Regions from separate parts of the Homo sapiens genome. Here region 1 is linked to region 2. A link is a contact called in ENCODE Hi-C data. All regions are on one chromosome and are shown on one strand. The core of a region is the stretch at or near the end of the contact, and the rest is flanking DNA. Distances in the headings are between cores, read along the strand shown. Region 1 holds the start of MAX (MYC associated factor X). Region 2 holds the start of SGPP1 (sphingosine-1-phosphate phosphatase 1).

Region 1 (4,337 bases), core at 1,719-4,218, 1.4 Mb before region 2:
CCAGCTACTCGGGAGGCTGAGGCAGGAGAATTGCTTGAACCCGGGAGACGGAGGTTGTAGTGAACCGAGATCACGCCATTGCACTCCAGCCTGAGCAACAAGAGCGAAACTCCATCTCAAAAAAACAAAACAAAACAAAAAAAACCACTTGTTGAGATTTGCCTTATAGCTAAGTACATGGTCAATTTTTGTAAATGTTCCATGAGTGCTTGAAGACAACATATTCTACAACTGTTGGGTGCAGTGTTATGTCTATTAGGTCAAATTTCTTAATCAGGTTGACAGGTCTTCATATTCTATTGATTCCTAAAAGGAGATGTGTTAAAATCTCCAGTCTCCCTACCAGGAAAGCCTTTCCTCCTCACCTCAGTCCACGTTATTCACGATAAGCAAAATGTTACGTGGCCTTTGCAGACCCAGCCCTTACCCTAATGCAACTGACAACCTCAGAAGACTTCCCTGGTCACCAACACCTCCCCAACCCCACCTCATACCTGGCACTCCTTCTTCCTCCTCTGAGCTCTTACAGCATTCACTGTCTATACAAACAATTTGACACTTACATAATTTGTCTTCATCACAATTATTTGAGTTGATAATTTACTCCTGTCAGGTTTTAAATTCCACATGGGTAAAGATTATCTTATTTTTCTTTTATAACAGTTTTATTGGAATATAGTTATTGACATACCATAAAATTCACTCTTTAAAAGCATACAGTTCAATGGGAAACTATCTTATTTATTCTGGCATCGTCTATAGCTGTGGTTCTCAGTCTTGGGTGCACACTGGAATTACTGGAAGAGCTTTAAAAAATCCTTCAGTCTGGAAAAAAAAATCCTTCAGTCTGGATCTCCCCTTCAGAGGTTCTGGCTTAATTGGTTTGGGGTGTGGCCTGGGGATGGGAACTTTTTTAAGCTCCTAGGATGATTTTAACTTGTAGCCGGGGTTGCCCTAGAGTGCTCTGTTCATAGCAGGCACCCAAGAACTGTCTGTTGTAATCATCAATTAGCTTTAACTTCTAGTATCCAGTTAATTAACTCACTCAAAAGTGGCCGTCTGTCTCCCCAATAGCCCATCAGCTCTTATCACATAATGGTCTGCTTATATCTGTCTCCCCAACTCAGCAGGAAAGGAACACTATGAGACAAAAGCATGTAGAAAAGGTAAGTTCACTTGCAAAGATGTGCAGACTTAGTAGGACTGGATCACTGAATAAGAAATACAACAGATATTAGACCGCGAGCGGTGGCTCACGCTATAGGCGTGAGCACGTGAGCACTTTGGGAGGCCGAGGCGGGTGTATCACGAGGTCAGGAGTTTCGAGACCAGCCTGGCCAAGTTGGTGAAACCCTGTCTCTACTAAAAATACAAAGATTAGCTGGGCGCGGTGGCGGGCGCCTGCCCCAGCTACTCGGGAGGCTGAGGCAGGAGAATCGCTTGAATCCGGGAGAGGGAGGTTGCAGTGAGCCAAGATTGCGCCACTGCACTCTAGCCTGGGCGACAAAGTAAGACTCCGTCTCAAAAAAAAAAAAAAAAAAAAAGAGAGAGAGAAAGAAATACAATAGATATTAAAGGAAAAAATGTAAAGGAAAAATTACCACATTTACATTTGTCTTTTCAGCATAGATGACATGCTCACGTTGAGGAATGTGTGTCACAAGAATTGTGTGTGACATATCCCCAAATTTCCACATTCAAAAGTCAGGGATAATATGGTATTCATCCGGGAATCAGTAACTCATGGGAAAAGCTCAAGATGTCATTCACTTTGGAGACCAGATGTAAAGGAGTAGTATGGGTACTTTGTCTCAGGGTGGAAAGTGTCTGTTATGGTTTTCTTCCTTCCCATGGGACTTGTTGCACACTCTTACAATGGCGGCAGGACCGGCACGCTTGCTTGCACAGCTGTGAGCTGCATGAAGGCAGGGATGGTTTTGGTCTTATCCGTTATGGCATCCCCTTGTGGCAAGTTAGGTGTTCAATAAATATCGGTGGAATGCATGTGATTACACTTCATGCCACAGTATATAAATATGATTTTAACTGGACAGGGAACTGCAAAAGTTTCCCATATTGATCCTTTTTGCAATCTTAATTATGGTACTCTGAGCTGGGATATTGCCTAAACTGTCTGGGCTACAACAAACTCTGAAGGGGCTTTTACTTCCACGTCCATAGTGGTTGAGGGTTCGCGTTGTGTGAACGCTGGAGCCTCACGTGAGTAGCTGAGTAGCGAGGATGGTCACTCCCAGATAAACGAATACAGGATTCTCGCGGCTGGGAGCGGTCGCCCGGCGAGGTCGGTCATTCTGCCTGTCCGGTAGCACCACGAAACACCTGCCACTGACACCTCCCCACCAGCCCCCGAGGGTTCGCGCAGGCATCCCGAGCCGCGCCCCCTGGTCCGCCGCAGCCAGATTCCCTCCCGGGCGGGTTACGCCCCTAGGCGCAAAACGGAACCACTCCGTATGAAGAAGACAAAGTATAACCAGTCACACCAAAGAGAGGCAGCATTATTTAGACAGCCGGCTACTCCCCCAGAGACTCCACCCAGTCCCCTGGGCCCGGCGTCCAGCGCGCAGACGGTGCCCGGCTCCAGGAGTTCCAGCTCCCTCCACGTGTCCTGTCTTCCCAGCAGCCTCCTCTGCCGCCTCGGGAGGAAAATCTCCTGACAACTCGCGGTCTGCGGACTACGACTCCCAGGAGGCGCCGCGCCGCGGCTCTCCCCGCCCCCCCCCGCCCCCCCCCCCCTCCCCGGGACGCGCAGGCGCCTTGGGCTCCGTCAACAAGCCGGGCTGGCGTCGCCTGGATGCGGTTTCTTCCGGGATTTGTAGTTTTTCTGGAGCTACCCGGGCCGTCTGTTAGAGGGACAAGAACTACAAGTCTCGGCTGCCCCAGCGCTGCGAGCCTGGTCACGTGGCGGGGGCCGACCGGGCGTGCGTGCCGCCGTTGATCCGGTGCTGCAGTGAGGAGGTGGTTCTTGCCCGTGTTGTGTGTGTGTGTGAGTGAGAGAGCGAGTGAGTGAGTGAGTGAGTGTGTGTGTGGGGGGGACTCGGCTTGTTGTTGTCGGTGACTTCCCCCTCCCCTTCACCCCTTCCCCTCCCCGCCGCCGCTGCAGTGGCCGCTCCCTGGGCCGTAGGAAATGAGCGATAACGATGACATCGAGGTGGAGAGCGACGTGAGTCCTGGGGCTTCTTCCTTCCCGTGCGGGTTGTCAGGCGGGGACAGCGGCCGGGGCTCTTAGCGGGGCGACGGCGGGAGGGGGCCGGGCTGCCGCCGCCTCCTTCCCCTTCCCCTCGGGGCCAGGAGTGCCTCCGTCGCGTTCCCGGTTCGCTCCCCTCCGGCTCCTGGCCGGAGCGGCCTCCTGGGACTGGAGGTTGGGGGAAGACACGCGGCTTCTGGGACCCCCACCTCCTCCCTTGCGGGAGGGTGCTGCGGCCTCCCGCTCCCACCTTCCCCGGCTCAGGATCCGGGGGACAAGGATGGGGGGCGCCCGGGATCCCATTGTCCGGATCCAGGGGAAGGGGACGGCGTTCAGGACCTGCCCCTTCGGACTGCGATCCTCTCCTCCCGTGACCCGCGGATCCTGGGGGCCGGGGAAGGGCGGAGAGGGGTTGGGGGTGCCTAGATGCCCGAGCTGGGTCTGCAGGGAGGAGACAGTGCTCGGGACCCCTCTGGCCCAGGTCGGATCCCGGAAGGAGGGGCGGCGCTCGGGACCCCTCTACCCTGCTACCGGATCCCGCCGAGGGTGGAAGGGTGGGGGCAAGGGGTGGGGAGGGAGGAAGGGGTGTCGGGCTGACTCCCCACCCTCCGCTTCCTCTGCCGCCGGCATTTTCTTTCTTATTATTGAATGTTAAGTGTAAAAATAACTTCTATATTTTCTATTTTTTTTTTTCTCTCTTATTCCAGGAAGAGCAACCGAGGTTTCAATCTGCGGTACGTCTCCTACTCTCCATTTCATTTTTATTTCCGTTCAGTTCTATTCCTTTTTGGGGTCAGAGAGAAAAAGAGATCGTACTATTACTTTTAATATTGTAGTAAACTCTAATGTTAACCACTAAGGTGAGGTGGGGCCTGGTTCTGGAGGGTGGGGGGGTTGCAAATCCCATTATTCTAGATTCTCAGGTGATAAGTTCAGTGATTCTAGGTGAGTAAGAGGAGCTGTATGCAAAGAATTGAATTGTTCTGTAGTTTTCAGATAGGGGATCCAGATGCCACTATGTAAGTGGAAATGAGAAATGCAGCATTCTGGTCTGGTAGTATTATTTCAGGGCAAAGTGGTCAGAAGATTTATTTAGGAACAAGTAGGTTTTAAACCATATCTGTATAATTGT
Region 2 (4,075 bases), core at 486-2,985:
GGAGAGTACCTGTCCCTGCGAAATGAAATTTTTTTTTTTTTTTTTTTTTTAAGATAGGGTCTTACTCTGTTACCCAGGCTGGAATTGCAATGGCACAATCAGGGCTCACCGCAGCCTTGACCTCCCGGGCTTAAATAATCCTCCCGCCTCAGTCCCCCAGTTATCTGGGACTACAGGTGTGGGCCACCATGCCCGGTTAATTTTCTTTTTTTTTTTTTGAGACAGAGTTTCACTCTTGTTGCCCAGGCTGGAGTGCAATGGCGCGATCTCGGCTCACCGCAACCTCTGCCTCCCTGGTTCAAGCAATTCTCCTGCCTCAGCCTCCGAGTAGCTGGGATTACAGGCATGCACCACCCCGCCCGGCTAATTTTGTATTTTTAGTGGAGACGGGGTTTCTCCATGTGGGTCAGGCCGGTCTTGAACTCCCGACCTCAGGTGATCCGCCCGCCTTGGCCTCCCAAAGTGTTGGGGTTACAGGCGTGAGCCACTGTGCCCAGCCCTGCCCGGCTAATTTTGTTCATTTTTTGTAGAGGTGGGATCTCCCTATGTTGCCCAGGCTGTTGTCAAACTCCTGGACTCAAGCCATCCTCCCTCCTCGACCTCCCAAAGTGCTGAGATTATAGGCATGAACTACCACGCCTGAAGGAAAGTATTTCTACTGTTTTAAGGGCATGGGACAATTTCAAGCCTGTTTCTTGGAAGTAGTTCACATTCTTTAATTACAGACATTCACCTGATCATGGCGGGTGTGGTGGCTCACGCCTGTAAACACAGCACTTTGAGAGGCCAAGGCAGGAGAATCACTTCAGCCCAGGAGTTGGAGACCAGCCTGGGCAATATAGCGAGACCCTGTCTCATCTCTCTCTCTCTAGGTATATATAAAAGACATTCACCTGACCTGAGGAGTTCAGAGACCTTATAAACTGCTCTAGCTAGAAGTCAAGTTGGTAACTTGTGAGACACGGAAGTTAAGCGTCTAAATTAACGTTACCAAACTCAAAAATCTATACACTGCATTCATTCTCTACATTTATTCTGTGCAAGCCCTCTAGGTATTAGAATCTAGGAAAAGGAAATTTTACACTTAAGAACACCTGTGCTCCCTTAACATATACCAAAATATTTGATAAATGACACAGTATTTTGAATTTGTAGGTGGCTGGCTTTTCTTTTGCAGACCACACCTGTTAATATCACCTGGCCCTGTCTTGGGATCTACATGTAGTCTTGTCACCACTGGTCAATTGGCACATGGTTTTCCGAACATCAGTCGCCTGGGACAGCTCTGTAATTACTTGTTAATTACTTGAGTCGAATGATTCCGAACTCATGGTAGTTGCTTCGCCTTCATTGATCATTCACCATTTGGTTCTGTGCCAGCAGGATGCCCGGCTGCTTGGTCACAGGCATTGCGCAAGCTGGCACCGGGATCGTGGCCTCTTTAAGTCAACTTCTGGCTGAGGGAATCCGGCGACACTAGCCCGCGGAGAAGAAGGGCTGAAGGTGGAGCAGGGGGACACGCCGCGTCCCACCAGACGTACGCCGCGACGCCTGCTGGTGGATATTACCCGGGACCTCAAAGCGGCCGCCCGCCGATCCTCAGCGCCAAGCCACGGCCGGATGCGCTCAGGGCGGACCCGCGCGGCCCGGCCCCTCAGGGAGCCCGGGTGGGGGCGGGGCTGGGCGGGGCGGGGCGCGGCGCGCGCGGGGCGGGGGCGCGCGGCCTGTGGCGCCGTCACCCGGCAGACTCCGGAGGGTAGAGCGCTGTGCCGGTTCCGCTGCCGCTGGCCAGGAGCGCGGGGACAGTTCGGGGCTGCGCCGGAGGCCGGCCCGCCTTCCCGGGGGTTCCGTTATCATGTCGCTGAGGCAGCGCCTGGCCCAGCTGGTTGGCCGTCTGCAGGACCCGCAGAAAGTGGCCCGTTTCCAGCGGCTGTGCGGGGTGGAAGCGCCGCCGCGCCGCTCAGCAGACCGGAGGGAGGATGAGAAAGCGGAGGCGCCTCTCGCCGGAGACCCTCGACTGCGAGGGCGGCAGCCAGGGGCGCCTGGAGGCCCCCAGCCTCCCGGGAGCGACCGCAATCAGTGCCCGGCCAAGCCGGACGGCGGCGGCGCCCCCAACGGCGTGCGGAACGGGCTGGCGGCCGAGCTGGGCCCGGCCTCGCCGCGGCGCGCGGGCGCTCTGCGCCGCAACTCGCTGACGGGCGAGGAGGGCCAGCTGGCCCGCGTGAGCAACTGGCCGCTCTACTGCCTGTTCTGCTTCGGCACGGAGCTGGGCAACGAACTCTTCTACATCCTGTTCTTCCCCTTCTGGATCTGGAACCTGGACCCTCTGGTGGGCCGGAGGCTCGTGGTCATCTGGGTGCTGGTCATGTACCTGGGCCAGTGCACCAAGGACATCATCCGCTGGCCGAGGCCCGCCTCGCCGCCCGTGGTCAAGTTGGAGGTCTTCTACAACTCTGAGTACAGCATGCCCTCCACCCATGCCATGTCCGGCACCGCCATCCCCATTTCTATGGTCCTCCTCACCTATGGCCGCTGGCAGGTAGGGTTCCTTCTCGTCCTGTTCAGCCTGGGGGAGTTCAAAGAACTCGGAGTTCTCTTTGCTCTCTGCATTTATTTTAATTCGACCGTTCCCCTCCAAAGCCTCTCTTTCCACAGGTTTTCACAATACTCGCAAACAGGCCCTTTCTGGGTTTTGAAAAATTAAGTGATTGGGGGAAACTGGATACTTAGCCGTTGAATTCTATTTTAATATTAAATTCCAATTTAATGCCTTAGAACCCAAAGGACACACTTTTCCTAGAGTAATACATTGTCATTGGGCTTTGGTTGAGTTTTTTAAACGGCTTTAATTCTTGTAATGCACAGTGGAAGTGAATTTTTTAAATAATCGCTATGTAAACTAAGACCCAGTTTCACCGTAATATATGGTGCCTTCTTCCCTAAAACTGTTTCAGAAAGAGGTAAAGTCATTAGCTTTACCGTGAGACAGTGTTTACAAAACGTTAGTGTAATTCCAAAACAAACATGCTAGTTCCAAGCAATGAAGTAATCGATTTTCATCGAAGTTCCCTTTATGGAAGTTAATGGAGCACAGGGTGAGTTCTGTTTTTAAGGGGTGTGGTTGCTACTTTGCTGATAAAGTTTGATTATCTTCTGGATCACTAATCTGTAGTATCTAACAGTTGTTGAGCTACAACTGTAATACTATAGTGTTATTGCCTCATTAACTCTAAAAATGCATGGTTTAAAAGTTATTCTTAAAGATAGGGCTCTTGATCAAACTAGTGGGTTTATAAAAATGGCAAATATGACAGCAGGGTCAGCCTGACAATCAGGAAAATTTTTTTTTTTTTTAACCCTCTCTGAAAACTGCCAAGGGAAGAGTTTTTAATGGTAATCGTTTTTATTTTGCTTACTTCTTTTGGCCTTCCAATGTTTATCTGTCTTTGAACTGTAAGATTTGTTAATCCTGCAGACCAGTCCCTTATTTTAAGAATAAAGTGCGTAATTGTGGAGATTCTAAGGAAACAAACTTCCTCTATTTTTTCCCCCTTTACTTCACAAAATCATTTTACATTGAGAAATACACATTCTGTGTAAAACTCCATTATGATAAGCTTACTTATCCCACATTAAATTTCAGTGTAGATAAAATTTCGTCCCCATGGATACTTCTGTGTAGTGCATCTCTCTTACAGTACATGGAAAATACGCATTGTGCATAGTAAGAATGGCAGAATTAGGAGGAAAGAGTACCATGGGAAGTTTTTTTCTGTTTAACCAAAGGAGCTATACGGTGATGTTCAGATTGTGAAGCAGTGCTACCTGTTTTGCGTAACAGATAAATATCTCGAAGTTTTCATTTAATCTAAATATTTCAGAATTTAAGATTTTCAATGAGCTGTGTTTGGCCTGGTGATGTTAGCTGATGATGTTTCTCTTATTTTCGTGAGACTTTTAGGATTCTGTAACAATAGAGCCTTTTATGATGCCTTCTCAGTGAGTAGCTATTTTGTATGCTATTAGTATTAGCAGTCAAAGTAAGAGAAAATAGCTATTTTTGCTCTTTATTTGT

Evidence for each region. A loop is a pair of places that touch in the nucleus more often than their neighbours do. Pooled maps may share reads with other maps.
Region 1: a loop to region 2 is called in a map of B cell, with 11 times the contacts of the local background. The contact joins the promoter of MAX here to the promoter of SGPP1 in region 2. A Hi-C loop is called at or near these places in 2 of 168 maps with a recorded cell type or tissue (B cell and sigmoid colon) and 6 of 50 pooled maps.

What each region holds. Positions count from the first base shown.
Region 1 is chr14:65,101,148-65,105,484 of GRCh38, reverse strand. MAX (MYC associated factor X) reads left to right here and starts at 2,968. Exons shown (of 5, transcript NM_002382.5): 1 at 2,968-3,181; 2 at 3,913-3,939. The coding sequence starts at 3,146. RefSeq lists enhancers at 2,554-2,703, 3,397-3,897 and a silencer at 3,034-3,383.
Region 2 is chr14:63,725,725-63,729,799 of GRCh38, reverse strand. It overlaps SGPP1 (sphingosine-1-phosphate phosphatase 1), which reads left to right and starts at 1,735. Exons shown (of 3, transcript NM_030791.4): 1 at 1,735-2,539. The coding sequence starts at 1,856. RefSeq lists enhancers at 1,244-1,433, 2,394-2,443, 2,088-2,589 and silencers at 1,644-1,743, 2,034-2,133.